Regions from separate parts of the Homo sapiens genome. Here region 2 is linked to region 1. A link is a loop called in an ENCODE intact Hi-C map of the cell type or tissue named here. Cell type or tissue: B cell. All regions are shown on one strand. Each heading gives the region's core, and the rest is flanking DNA. Links, peaks and the distances in the headings are about the cores only.

Region 1 (5,672 bases), core at 704-4,703:
TGTCTCAGGCCAGACTCTCAGAGGCCCAGAGATAATGGCTGAATATTGATGCCTCCCAAATGCATTTTAGCGAAAATGTCTTAAACATGTAAAAGCCTTTAACATCCCAGGGAATAAATTTCTAATAATGACATTTCAGGCCCTTTAACATGCCTTGGCAAAACAATATTTCTAGATAGGAGAAGATGCCTTCCTAACATTGCTTACATTCTGTCATGTAATAATAACTGGAATTTGTACAGCATCTTCCTTTCAAAACATGCATTTGTTACTTCTCATTTAATCCACCTGTCACCTGGGAGGTACGCCAGGCAGCTTTCAGGATCCCTATTTTACAGGTAGGAAACTGGAGCTCAGAGAGGTTAAGGGACCTGCTTGTGGCCACCTAACTGAAGAGAAGCAGAGGCAGGTATGGACCCCCAAATCACCTGCCCCCAATCCCTGTGCTCCTTCTGGGCAGACTCACAACTTCCAGGACAATCCTGCCGGAAGGTACTGTGTACTAAGGGAGGTCTTGTGGTGTTTGCAGTAGAATCCCATCTTAAAAACCCCAGGGCCAGGTGTCCAGTTTAGCCCAACAAACATTGTCCTCCCTCACTGGGCCCTAAACTGGGTGAATGAGACCCAGGCCCTGCCTTTGAGAGCTTGAATATTAGAGCTTCATTTTTTTTATTATTATACTTTAAGCTCTGGGGTACGTGTGCAGAATGTGCAGGTTTGTTACATAGGCCTACATGTGTCATGGTGGTTTGCTGCACCCATCAACCCATCATCTACATTAGGTATTTCTCTTAATGCTATCCCTCCCCTATCCCCTCACCCGCTGGTAGGCCCTGGTGTGTGATATTCCCTTCCCTGTGTCCATGTGCTCTCATTGTTCAACTCCTGGTTATGAGTGAGAACATAAGGTTTTGGTTTTCTGTTCTTGTGTTAGTTTGCTGAGAATGATGTTTTCCAGCTTCATCTATGTCCCTGCAAAGGACATGAACTCATCCTTTTTTATGGCTGCATAGTATTCCATGGTGTATATGTGCCATATTTTCTTTATCCAGTCTATCATTGATGGGCATTTGGGTTGGTTCCAAGTCTTTGCTATTGTGAACAGTGCCACAATAAACATACATGTGCATGTATTTTTATAGTAGAATGATTCATAATCCTTTGGGTATATACCCAGTAATGGGATTGCTGGGTCTAATGGCATTTCTAGTTCTAGATCCTTGAGGAATCACCACACTGTCTTCCACAATGGTTGAACTAATTTACACTCCCATCAACAGTTGATGGAGCAGAGATGTGTTCTTACATCACAGCCTCCCCAAATAATATATGAATGCTTTTTTCCTCTAAGAAAGCAGCTATTTCTCTCCTTTTCAAGATGAAGTAAAAATAGCTCAGCTCCCAGATCCCACCCCCACACCCCCAGCCAACAGCTGTCCCCCAAGATGCCTCTGGCTGGGCTTTGCTTGAATCTGACATAGGCCCCTTGGGCAACGCATTAGCACCTTTTACGTCTCACCTTGGCCTAAGAGTTTTTGGTACAAAGCCAAACTTCAACAAAACTTGAAACCATTTTTTCTTTCTTTCTTTCTTTTTTTTTTTTTTTCCAGCAACACATTTAAATAAGCTTTTCTCAAATTGGATTTAAGGCAGTTTCACTTCCCTCTGCTCTTCTTCAAATCAAAACTTACCTTTCCTGTGTCCCATTTCTTCAGAGTCTTTCAGATGATTTAAAGCTCATCTGTTAAACCACTTTGCATTTAGAAGGATTTCACTAATATTAGAATAATATTTTACTCCTCCCTGAGAAAAATATGCCTTTCTAAACTCATCATTGCCTTAATCCAGCATTCCACAAAGTGTGTGTCTGCAAAGCACTAGGTCTGAAAAGGGCTTTGTGAAAATATTTTTCCGGTCAATGTGGTTGGAAGATCCTGCATACTAAGTCCCCACCTTGGGTCATTAGCATAGTAAGGGCTCTGAGAAGTCCTGCGGGGTATAAAATGCTTTACGTTTGTTTAAATCAGCATTGCCCAAACTTTTTGGGGACAGACCCTCTTAACGCTTTTGCACATCTTGAATCCAGGTGCCACCTAACACACCTTTGGGAAATTTTGTCAACATCCAATGGCTGACTCCCTTTGAGGATTTCAGGTCTGCAAATGGGTGAGGCAGGACTTCCTCTGTCCCTCCAGTCAAATCACCCTGCACCCTGCGTGCTATTCCCCTGGGCCTCTCCTCATAGTCTGTTGCAAAAGCAGCAGAAGGTGTCCAGGCTGTTTTCTGCCTTTGCCTGGCTGTATGACCATACTGCAGTGACTCAGCCTCTCAGAGACTCACCTGTGAAGTGGGAGGGTCCTGCTCCTTCTATCTCACGGGCAACAGGGAGGCTCCGGAAACAGCCTATGTTTCTAGAGCACCTCAGTATTCGTCATCCTAGATTCTACAGGGACCTAAGACCATTGGTTTCTTAAGCAGTGGACAGTAGGGAGCAAGTCCAGCCTTGCTTCAGAGTGGCTACTCCAGCTCACCAAACTCAGGATGACATTTATGTCCTCTCACATTCCTACCAGAGGCCAATCTTGGAGCTATAGCACTACTCGGAATCCCACATTTTGGCAATGATGCCCAAGATCGTGCCTGGTACTTATTGTGGAAGGGGGATGGGGCCAGGTCGTGGGAGAGGGAGGTGGTGCACCCCTCTCTGCCATCACTTCACCAGCGTGCAGTCATCACAGCCTGTCCTTGGCTTCATCCTTCCCCCGAGCCACACCTGTTAGCAATCTGCACTGGCGTGTGCAGTGCCTGTGCACGACAGCCTGGCTGTAGAAATCCCGGGGGAGTTATTTTTGTCGCTTACATACATACCTTGTGTGCAGTCAGACGGGGGTGGTGTTTATGTCTCAGCTCCCTTTTGCAAAAAGAAAAAAAATTACAGTGGAGCTAGAAATGTGTACATTTTGAACAGCCGCCCTCATGCACTGTGTATATAACTCTGCTGCATGAAATTTAAACATAAACTCGAGTTTTCTGAGATTGGATGGAGGAAAATTTGGCCATTGGCATCACGATTATTTTTCTGCACCAACTGCCAAAATCAGGCATTAAAATACAACACTTCCACCCCCAGAAAAAAAAAAAAAGAAAAAAAAACCACATTCACATCTATACAACCTAATTTTCTCTGGGGACAAGGTAGCTGTTGTTGATATGACATGTTTTTGTAGCACAAATGTTGGCTCTTCAGCCCATTTTGCTCTTTTATATACACTCAAATGTGAAACATCTGAGAGAACACACACCATCAGTTCAGAGCATTCTCCCCTAGCCTTGCTGTGAGCTGAGAATCTGTACCAGACTCCAAGACAAACTCTCCAGGAGCTGAGACTGTAAGGTTTGATTAACTGGCACAGAGGGAAAAGGGTGTCAGGCTGCTTTCAGGGTCTAAGGGTGGGTGATCTTGGCATTATTATAGAAGATGGTGGTACAAGTGGGGTGGAGAAAGGGGAGGTAAAGGGGATGTGTCCCTACTATGGCCACTGGAGAAATAAACAAAGCTAAGGCAAAGTCCATTGGGATTCAGAATGATCTTATGTGTGTGCTAAAAAGGGAGATGATGATGGAGACACATGCAGGCTTTGGACACAGATGGACCCGAGTTTGAATTCTGACCTAGGAAAGCTTCTTCCTGAAGAGGCTGCCCACTCCCTGAGCAGTGCAGGCTACTTCCTCCCGGGTGCCTGTTGGAGGTGCTGCACCAGCAGCCCAGACTTGAGTGTGAGTGGTCCCCTATGGTGGTCTTCATGGTTTGTTCCTTGTATGGTCAGCAGCCATTTTGGATTCTTCCTGCCTTCCTAAAAGGCAGCAAAGGCCCTTCCCTCACCAGCAGCCCCGATTTCCACCTCTGATACTCACATCACAATCAGGTCTTCAATGGGAGGGTAAAAAAGTTGAAGACTGTGATTCTCTTAGCTCGCCAACTTTTATAATACATATTTCTAAAGTTTGGAAACTCTCTTAATTCTTTATTTTTTTACTGCTATAACAAAATATCTGAGACTGAGTAATGTATAAGAAACAGAAATTTATTTTCTTACAGTTCCAAAGGCTGAAAGTCCAGGATCAAGCCCTGGCATGTTCAGTTGTCTGATGAGGGCCGCTCTCTGCTTCCAAGATGATGCCTTGTTGCTGTGTCCTCCAAAGGGGACAAATGCTGTGTCCTCACCTCTTCTTGTATGACAGAAGGGAAGAACTCCCTCAGTCAAACCCTTCTATAAGAGCACTAATCCTATTCACAAGGGCCCCACCCTCATGACTTATTCACCTCCATCGCCAGTGTTTTTGTATATTTCCTTTGAGGACTTGGAGAATTTTTTTGTTTTGTTTTGTTTCAGAAATATCCTTCTGCAAGGACAGCAGGGGCTATGCTAGGAGTGATGCAAATGCACCAAAGGGAGAAGCAGAGGAAAAGCCTGGACAAGGATCCAACAGACTTGGAACAGAGAGGAAGGGAGAGCTGAGTCCAGGCTACCTCCTTCCAGTCATCCAATTGCTGGAGGAAGAGAGGTCAAGAGGGAAAGACAGAAAGCTTCTTAGAGTGTCAAAGCAAGAGTCAAGGTTGCAGGTTGTGGAAAAAACGGGTTGGTGGGGTCTTGGGAGGGATTGGGAGGGTGGGGGAGGTAGATGTGAAACAGGGCTCTCAGGAGGTGACGTTCCCTGCCCTGGGTAGGCCTGAACCAGGCAGATGGCTTGGAGTGCGGGACCCTGCTAACCAACAGTCTGAAAACAAATGGCACAGGAAGCCCGCTGCCGGTGAGCCCAGTACCTACTCACCCTGTCCTCTCTCATCTCATCACACGGCACCTCCCTCTCTATCTGCAGCTCATGCTCACTGAGCAACCTAGTCACCCAGGCAGGCCACCTGATGTTTTCCATGCTACCTCTGTGATTGTCCAGAGTGGCATTAACCCACTGAGGAATCTGTCAGGCCTTCAGCACAAGGTTCTTGACTATTGTGTGACCCTGGAAAGAAGACTCACCAAGGCTTGGCAAGGTTTGGTTTGAGGAATATCAAGGATCCCTTCCTGCCAAAGGCCATCATGCCTGTACTGCCACCATTCAAGCACTTTAAGAGGCAGTATGATGCTCTGAGCACTGGGAGGGGAGTCAGGACCCCTGGGTCCTGGTCCAGGATCTGTTCTTCTGAATTAGGACTTGGAGAAGTCATTTCACACTCTGAGTTCACATTTTTCATTTGGTTAATTTAAAAAAAGAAAAGATTGGTTGGAGGCAAAACAGACAAAGCAAAGACTTGCTCCAGGAGTGAAAGGCCTAGAGTCAGTTGTACACACTACGAATGGGCCAAGTCCCTTAGGGTAAGCACTGCTCACGCCCCCTCCTCTTAGGATTTTTTGAGCCATTAGAAGTTGCCATTCTAAGACCTGAGTGTGGATGAGTGTATTAGCCCCTATCTGGGGAGCCAAGGAGCTTAGGGAAGGGAGTTGGGTGCTCAGAACCAGGCTGAACCCAAGATCAAAAAAAGGAGATGGGAAAAATAGGGGTAGGGGTGCCTCAGCCTCACTGGAGGAGCTGACCCAGCCCCGGGGCTTTGCACTGGACAGAGTTTGCTTCCATGTCCCATTTGACCCTAACAACAATTCTGTAAGTTATTG
Region 2 (5,672 bases), core at 1,031-5,030, 210 kb before region 1:
ATCCAGAAACATCACATCAGTGACCCTGCCTGCCCACAGGGCACCCTCAGCAGCTTCTCCTCCTCAAGCCCAGGAGTCTATAATCCTGGGCTATTCCCTTTCTGGGGCCACTCCCCAGAAAGGACAGTCAGACCCCCTGGGTGGTCTTTCTGTGGCATCGAGTGGACAGGGGCCTCCCTCTCTGGCTTGGGCAGGCAGGCGTGTGCTACTGTCGTCTCTAGGCAGCCATCGGATGAATAACTGATGGTGATTAGCTAAATCATAACATTGCTCATGCCATGCATAAGTGATGAGCCAACTGGTGCCAGGCCGCGATGAGAGGCAGTGAGCACCCCCACCTCACCCCCCAGCCCGGAGAAGCCACCACCGCGCTGCCTCCCTGTGTTATCTGGCACATCAAGTGCTGCGACAATGAATATAGATTGACCTTATTATAGCAGCCGGCTGCTGGTGCCAGGCGCAGCCAGGCATACTTTGCACAAATTAAAGGTGTCAGCATGTAATTTACGGTTCATGGCAAAAAGGGGTGGTAGGGGTAGGGGAGGCACTGAGGCAGGTAGAAAGGAAGGTGGGCTGGCTGTGGGGCTGGCACCAGGAGCCCAGGCGCTAATGACAGGAGGCGCAGCCGTGGTGTCATTTTCATCCCGGTTTGCTCATTTTTAGCTATTTCTTGCTCAAGGGGGGCAGCCCCCTCTCCTGAGCCCTCCCCAACATGCTCTGTGTGCATGTGTGCGTGTGTGTATTTTTCAGCTAAATTACTGGTTTTACCTGAAGAGCGTAAAGTAGGTGTGCTAATTTACAGCTCGGCAGATAAAGCCGCAGCGTGCAGCGCTGTCTGGGAAGCCTGTGATCCGACATCATTTTACTAACACACCCGAGAGCAGCTTGACACATTGAGTCGGGCCTGTGATTAAAGTTGTAGTCTTCTTTCCCCCTCCCTCTCTCTTCTCCAACACGGAGAACAGATTAAACTCTAAGTAATAGATCTCGGTTTTCTTGCCATCCCACTGATATACACAGTACACAGTTTGACACAAAGAGTAAGTTATACATCACAAACAACAGCCTCTGCTCTTTACCGCCCAGAATTAATTTTCCATTTGCTACGCTTCCCTCCTCTCCAAGCCCATTTTCCTGTCCAGCAGGGCTCTCTCCTCTCTTGAAAAGGCAGGTGAGGAGAAGTGCAGGTCAGGCCTGGAAGAGGTGGCTCGGGACAGAGTTTAACCCTTATGGTTTAAGGATGAGGAAACAGAGACCTGGAGAGAAGCGACTTCCTGATGTCGCCCTTTGTGTCTGTGGCAGTGGTGAGGCTCAAACCTGTCTTCTGGTTGATAAGCCAGGCCCCACCTCCCATGCCCAGACAGCAGAGGCTGCCCGAGGAGCTGCTTGTTTGTTTGCCCTGCTATTCCCAGCAACCTGCCAGCAAACTGTCTCTGCTTCTCTGCTCTGCTCTGTGCCCCAGGAGGGGACCTCTAAGGGCTGCCCATGCCTCTGACCACTGCCTGGGCTTGGCCAGCGGGAGATACCAGAATGAGAAGCAACAGTGGGAGGAGAGAGGGGCTGGGCTATTTCTCCTCTGCTTCTCCCTCTGGGACGTGTGTCTCGGAAGAGCTGCCTCCCTCTGTGACTGCGCTCCTGTGGGGCGGCCCCTCCTCCACGGCCCCCACTCCTGCTGGTCTCTGGCCATGACATCCTGCCCTGCCCTGTAGATGCGGGCTGCGGACAGCTGTCAGCTGTTCTAGTCCAGGAGTCTCCCCATCCCTTTTGGATTTCCTTAACCCTGCCTAACTCAGTCACAAGCCCCTCCATCTGTGTCTCTTCATTTGAGCCACCTGGGGGGAATTCTGTTTCCTGTGGGGACCTCGAATGATACTGGGGTGGACCCATTCTTTATTGAGGACCTACGCTGGCAGCCATCTGCCTAAAGGCACACACTGGGAGGAAGGAGTCCAGACCTCCCAGGGTAGCACACATCCCTCTGGGAGGGTCCACCATTCACCCGGCTTGCTTTCCTGGCCACTGACACCCCTCCCCAGGCCCCACCGCAAGTCTTTGTACACCACCTTAGTGGAGTCTCGTGTGTGGCCCTGTGAGGCAGGGTCTGGCTAGGCCCTCTAAGGGATGTGGAAACGGAGGCCCAGGGAGGCTGGGGCTCTTCCCTAGGGTCACCCAACTTTGCACAGCAGAGTCCAGTTCCAAATGTGGGGCTAGCTGGCTCCAGTGCTGAGCAACTTCCTCTGTGCTGTGTGGGAGGTTCGTCTTGCTCATGTAGCTCACGTAGAACACACACACACACACACACACACACACGTGCACACACAGGCACAAATGACTAAATGCTTTTAAGGAGCTGTAGGAGAGTATGGGCAGGGATGCAAGGCCAGAAGTGAGGAGGGTTAGACGTGGCAGGGAGGGCTGGGTAAATCCAGGAGGGCATTTTGGAGGAGGTCAATAAGTCCTGGAGATGATTGGAAACCGCGTGGAAGCATATAGCCAGGAACTCTCTAACCGCGCCTCGGTAGACTGGTTGCACTGAATCACCAGGTTGGGTGGGGTTTAGGGGTATGCTTTAAAATTAGACTCCCAGGCCTCATCTCTAACATATAGAATCAGAATCTCTGGGGATGCAGTCCAAGAATCTGTTTTGTTTTGCTTTGATATGCAACTAGTCGTGGGAGCCACAAACTCTTCCCACTTCCCCATTTTACGTGCTGGGGAAGTATGTAAAGGAAGTAGAGAGAGGCCTAGGGACTTGCTCAGGGTCTCACAACAACCAATTCCAAAGCCAGGGCTGGCACCCAGGCCCCTTGGTTCCCAGCTCGGTGCTCATCCGACTGCTCATTCACCCTCGGGCTTCTCAGTGGGCAGGGTGGAAACACAGCTTCCTTAGATGATGGTCTCAGCCTCCTCCTCCCCCCGCCCCAGCCACCCTGCAGCCGGTTCTCAAGATGGCAAGTGGGGGGTGGATGAAGGTGGTGGCAAAGCGAGAAAGCGCCTGGAATAACACGACATTTTGAAATGTGAATCACTGGCACTTTCTGTTTTCTCCTGTTCCCCCTCTGCACCCTCCCATTCCCGCCCCCCCCCCCCCCCCGCCGACCAGGCACTCTCTGAGCTGTAGGAACGCTAGGCCTGGACATCCACCCAGCGTGTGGAACCAGCTGGGGAAGCCACCTGCGTGCAAGAGTGGGTGGAGTCTGAGATGAGAGCAGAGACTGGGGCTCTGGGCCTACTGCTGTCCCTTCTTGCTGTGTGACTTTGGGCAAGGCACTGTACCTCTCTGGACCTCAGCACTGGGATGCTCACCATAAGGCTTGTCAATACCCTTGGGCTGCCACATGGTGGGGGTGGGGGCCCTGCAGGACCTAGTCTATCCTGAATCCCTCTTCTGCCCTCCTGTCCTGACATTCCATCGCTCGTGTTCCGGTCTTTTGAACCCTGAGTAACAGGAGCCCAGGACGGTGCTGGTGGGAGGGTGCTGGGAAAGGGGGAAGCTGGGGAGGGGGCAGTTAGGGCTGCCAAGTGGAACAGGGGCCACTCAGCCGCTGAATGAGTGTCTGGACTCCCACCCCCAGACACTTCCTCCACATTCCCTCAACTCAGGAGCTAATGATTCAAAAACAGAGGTCAGCTCCTGGCTCCATGTTGACATGCAGGTACAGGGCAGAGCAAGCCAATGGTACCCTGGACCTCAGGGGGCTTGTGCCCTCTGTGGTGTGAAAGGTCACTGGGCATTTCTTAAGTGCCTCCAGCGCCAGGGCTTCTCCTCAGGCACCAAGGAGTGAGTTGGCTCTGTGTGTGTTTGTGTCCCCATCCCCAGATCAGGCCTGACTCACCCCGTGTCCCCACAGTCCAACACAGTGCTGGGTGCACAGCAGGGGCCCCAGGGACATCCCTGCATGGAATTTGTGCTGCCTGGCCAGGACCTCGTCAGCCTCAGCAGGCAGGAGCCTTGGTCCCAAGAGGATTGCCTTTGGGCAAGGCTTTTTTTCAGGCCCTCAGTGACCACATTTCTAAAATTGTGGTAGTGGCCAGTTTCATAGGCTGAGGAGCTCTTTCTGCTCTCCCTCGCCACAGGGTCCCTCTGCCTCAGCAGGAGAGCAGGCCAGAGTGCAGAGTCTGAGTGTGAGGCAGATGTGCATACGCAGGAACTCAGACAGGGCTGGCACATGGCAGCTGCTCAGTTATCGTCTATGAGGGGAAGAAAGGAGGAGGAGGGAAGAGGCAGAAAGAGGGTGAGGCTGGTGTGTGCAGCCCCATCAGCTGGCTCTGTGCTCATCTGATCCCTCTTGATCCCCCAGCTGGCTCCTGCCCACCCTCCTCTACTTCCTCCTGTGGCCTTTTCCCCTCCTCCTGAGAAGAAGGTGATATTGGAGGAAATGGTGGGGAGGGCACTGGAGAAAGCTCCCTAGGAAGTGGAGCTCTGTTCTAGAGACTAGGGAAATTAGGCCGTAAGTCTCCAGACCTCCCCTTCTGAGGAGCCCTCCATATAGCAGGAGGTGCTCAAAGCTGAGTGTCCCAATCCTGAACTTGGCAAACAACCTAACCCTAACACCCCACTGACGGTGTCCCAGGTGTAGACCCCTGTCTGGCTAGGAGGGACAGTGTTTAGTTTGCCACTGAGTGAGGGTGGTGGTGTGGGGTGGGGCTGTAAGAGAGAAATGCACCCCAGGAAGTGGGAAGCCAAGAGTGGGGAGAGTTCCATGCCCAGGAGCCCAGGGCCCACTTGTGGCTGCTCACGCTCACCATGTTTTGTCACCTGCCACTGGCTCCTAACCACTGATCAAAAATAGTCCTCTGCTTGCCCTTACATGTGACCGGCCTGTGGTCAGAGCACCCTACCCAGGCTGGGGTTGGGCTGCACGAGCATCCTGGCCAGCCCTGCCCCAAATGAGACAGGAAGTGCTCTGAAGTGCCTCTGTAGCTGATGGGGGCCGGGGTGGGGGGACCCTGCCAGCAGCTATCTGGGAGAGTTTGGCTTATGTTTCATAGTGTTTTCAAGGTCAGTTTCTTCCTCCTTGTTACCTGTGCCTCTTGTTTCTCTTAAAGGCCATCTGGAAAGAGGATATGGCCCAGAAGCATTTCTGTTCTCTCTCTGGACCTGAACATGGTTCCCCAAGGGTGTATTGTCTTGGCTGGCATGGTGGGTGGAGAGGGTATGGGGACAGGGTGGGCCCTAGCTTAGAATCCAAGCCACAGGGGCTTTAAACCCAAGAGAAAAAAACGTGGAGAGCTACAACCAGGCATTTTACCAATGAGGAAGCAACTTCTAGGGAGGTGAAGTGACTCACCTAGTGACTTCAAAATAAAAAATTCCCATTTCACAGATGAGGAGACAAAATCATAGAGACAAAACGTGACCTGCCTAGGGTAACACCATAGTGGCAGAACTCTGACTGGACCCAAATCTCTGGGTTCCTCGCTTCCTTCCATCCTGCTGGACAGCTCTGTGTGTGTGATCTGTTGGTAAATTAGTTATGCTTATCTCCATTTACAAATGAGGAAACTGAATCTCAGAACAATGGCGTACTTGGCAAATAATGACACCTTCAGCTCTGCTTGAGATCAGACGCAGCAAGTCCAGTGGAGGCCCAGGTCCCAGCTCCTCTAGGAAACCTGTCCTGACGATTCCAGGCCACATGGAGTCCTTCCTTCTCCAAAGTCTTACTATG

What was found. Peaks named below come from ENCODE experiments on the same cell type or tissue, not always from the same donor. Only the 100,000 strongest peaks of a DNase experiment are listed, where the experiment ranks them.
Region 2: it touches region 1 in a loop (4-fold over the local background); 1 of 110 quality-filtered maps calls a loop at or near these places.

Annotation. Positions count from the first base shown.
Region 1 is chr15:69,879,163-69,884,834 of GRCh38, forward strand. No RefSeq gene overlaps it. Among named protein-coding and RNA genes, the nearest start is that of LINC00593, 47 kb to the left of the region's middle. RefSeq lists an enhancer at 2,185-2,474. In B cell, for the core only: no CTCF peak of the experiment used is centred there; DNase peaks (open chromatin) are centred at 1,599, 2,169 and 2,839; H3K4me3 peaks cover 667 bases; H3K27me3 peaks cover 842 bases.
Region 2 is chr15:69,664,367-69,670,038 of GRCh38, forward strand. The region is part of intron 1 of PCAT29 (prostate cancer associated transcript 29); the gene reads left to right. Among named protein-coding and RNA genes, the nearest start is that of PCAT29, 75 kb to the left of the region's middle. RefSeq lists enhancers at 694-1,309, 1,926-2,540, 1,981-2,030, 2,061-2,110, 4,619-4,698. In B cell, for the core only: no CTCF peak of the experiment used is centred there; DNase peaks (open chromatin) are centred at 2,385, 2,775, 4,235, 4,845 and 1 weaker place; H3K4me3 peaks cover 870 bases; H3K27ac peaks cover 1,760 bases.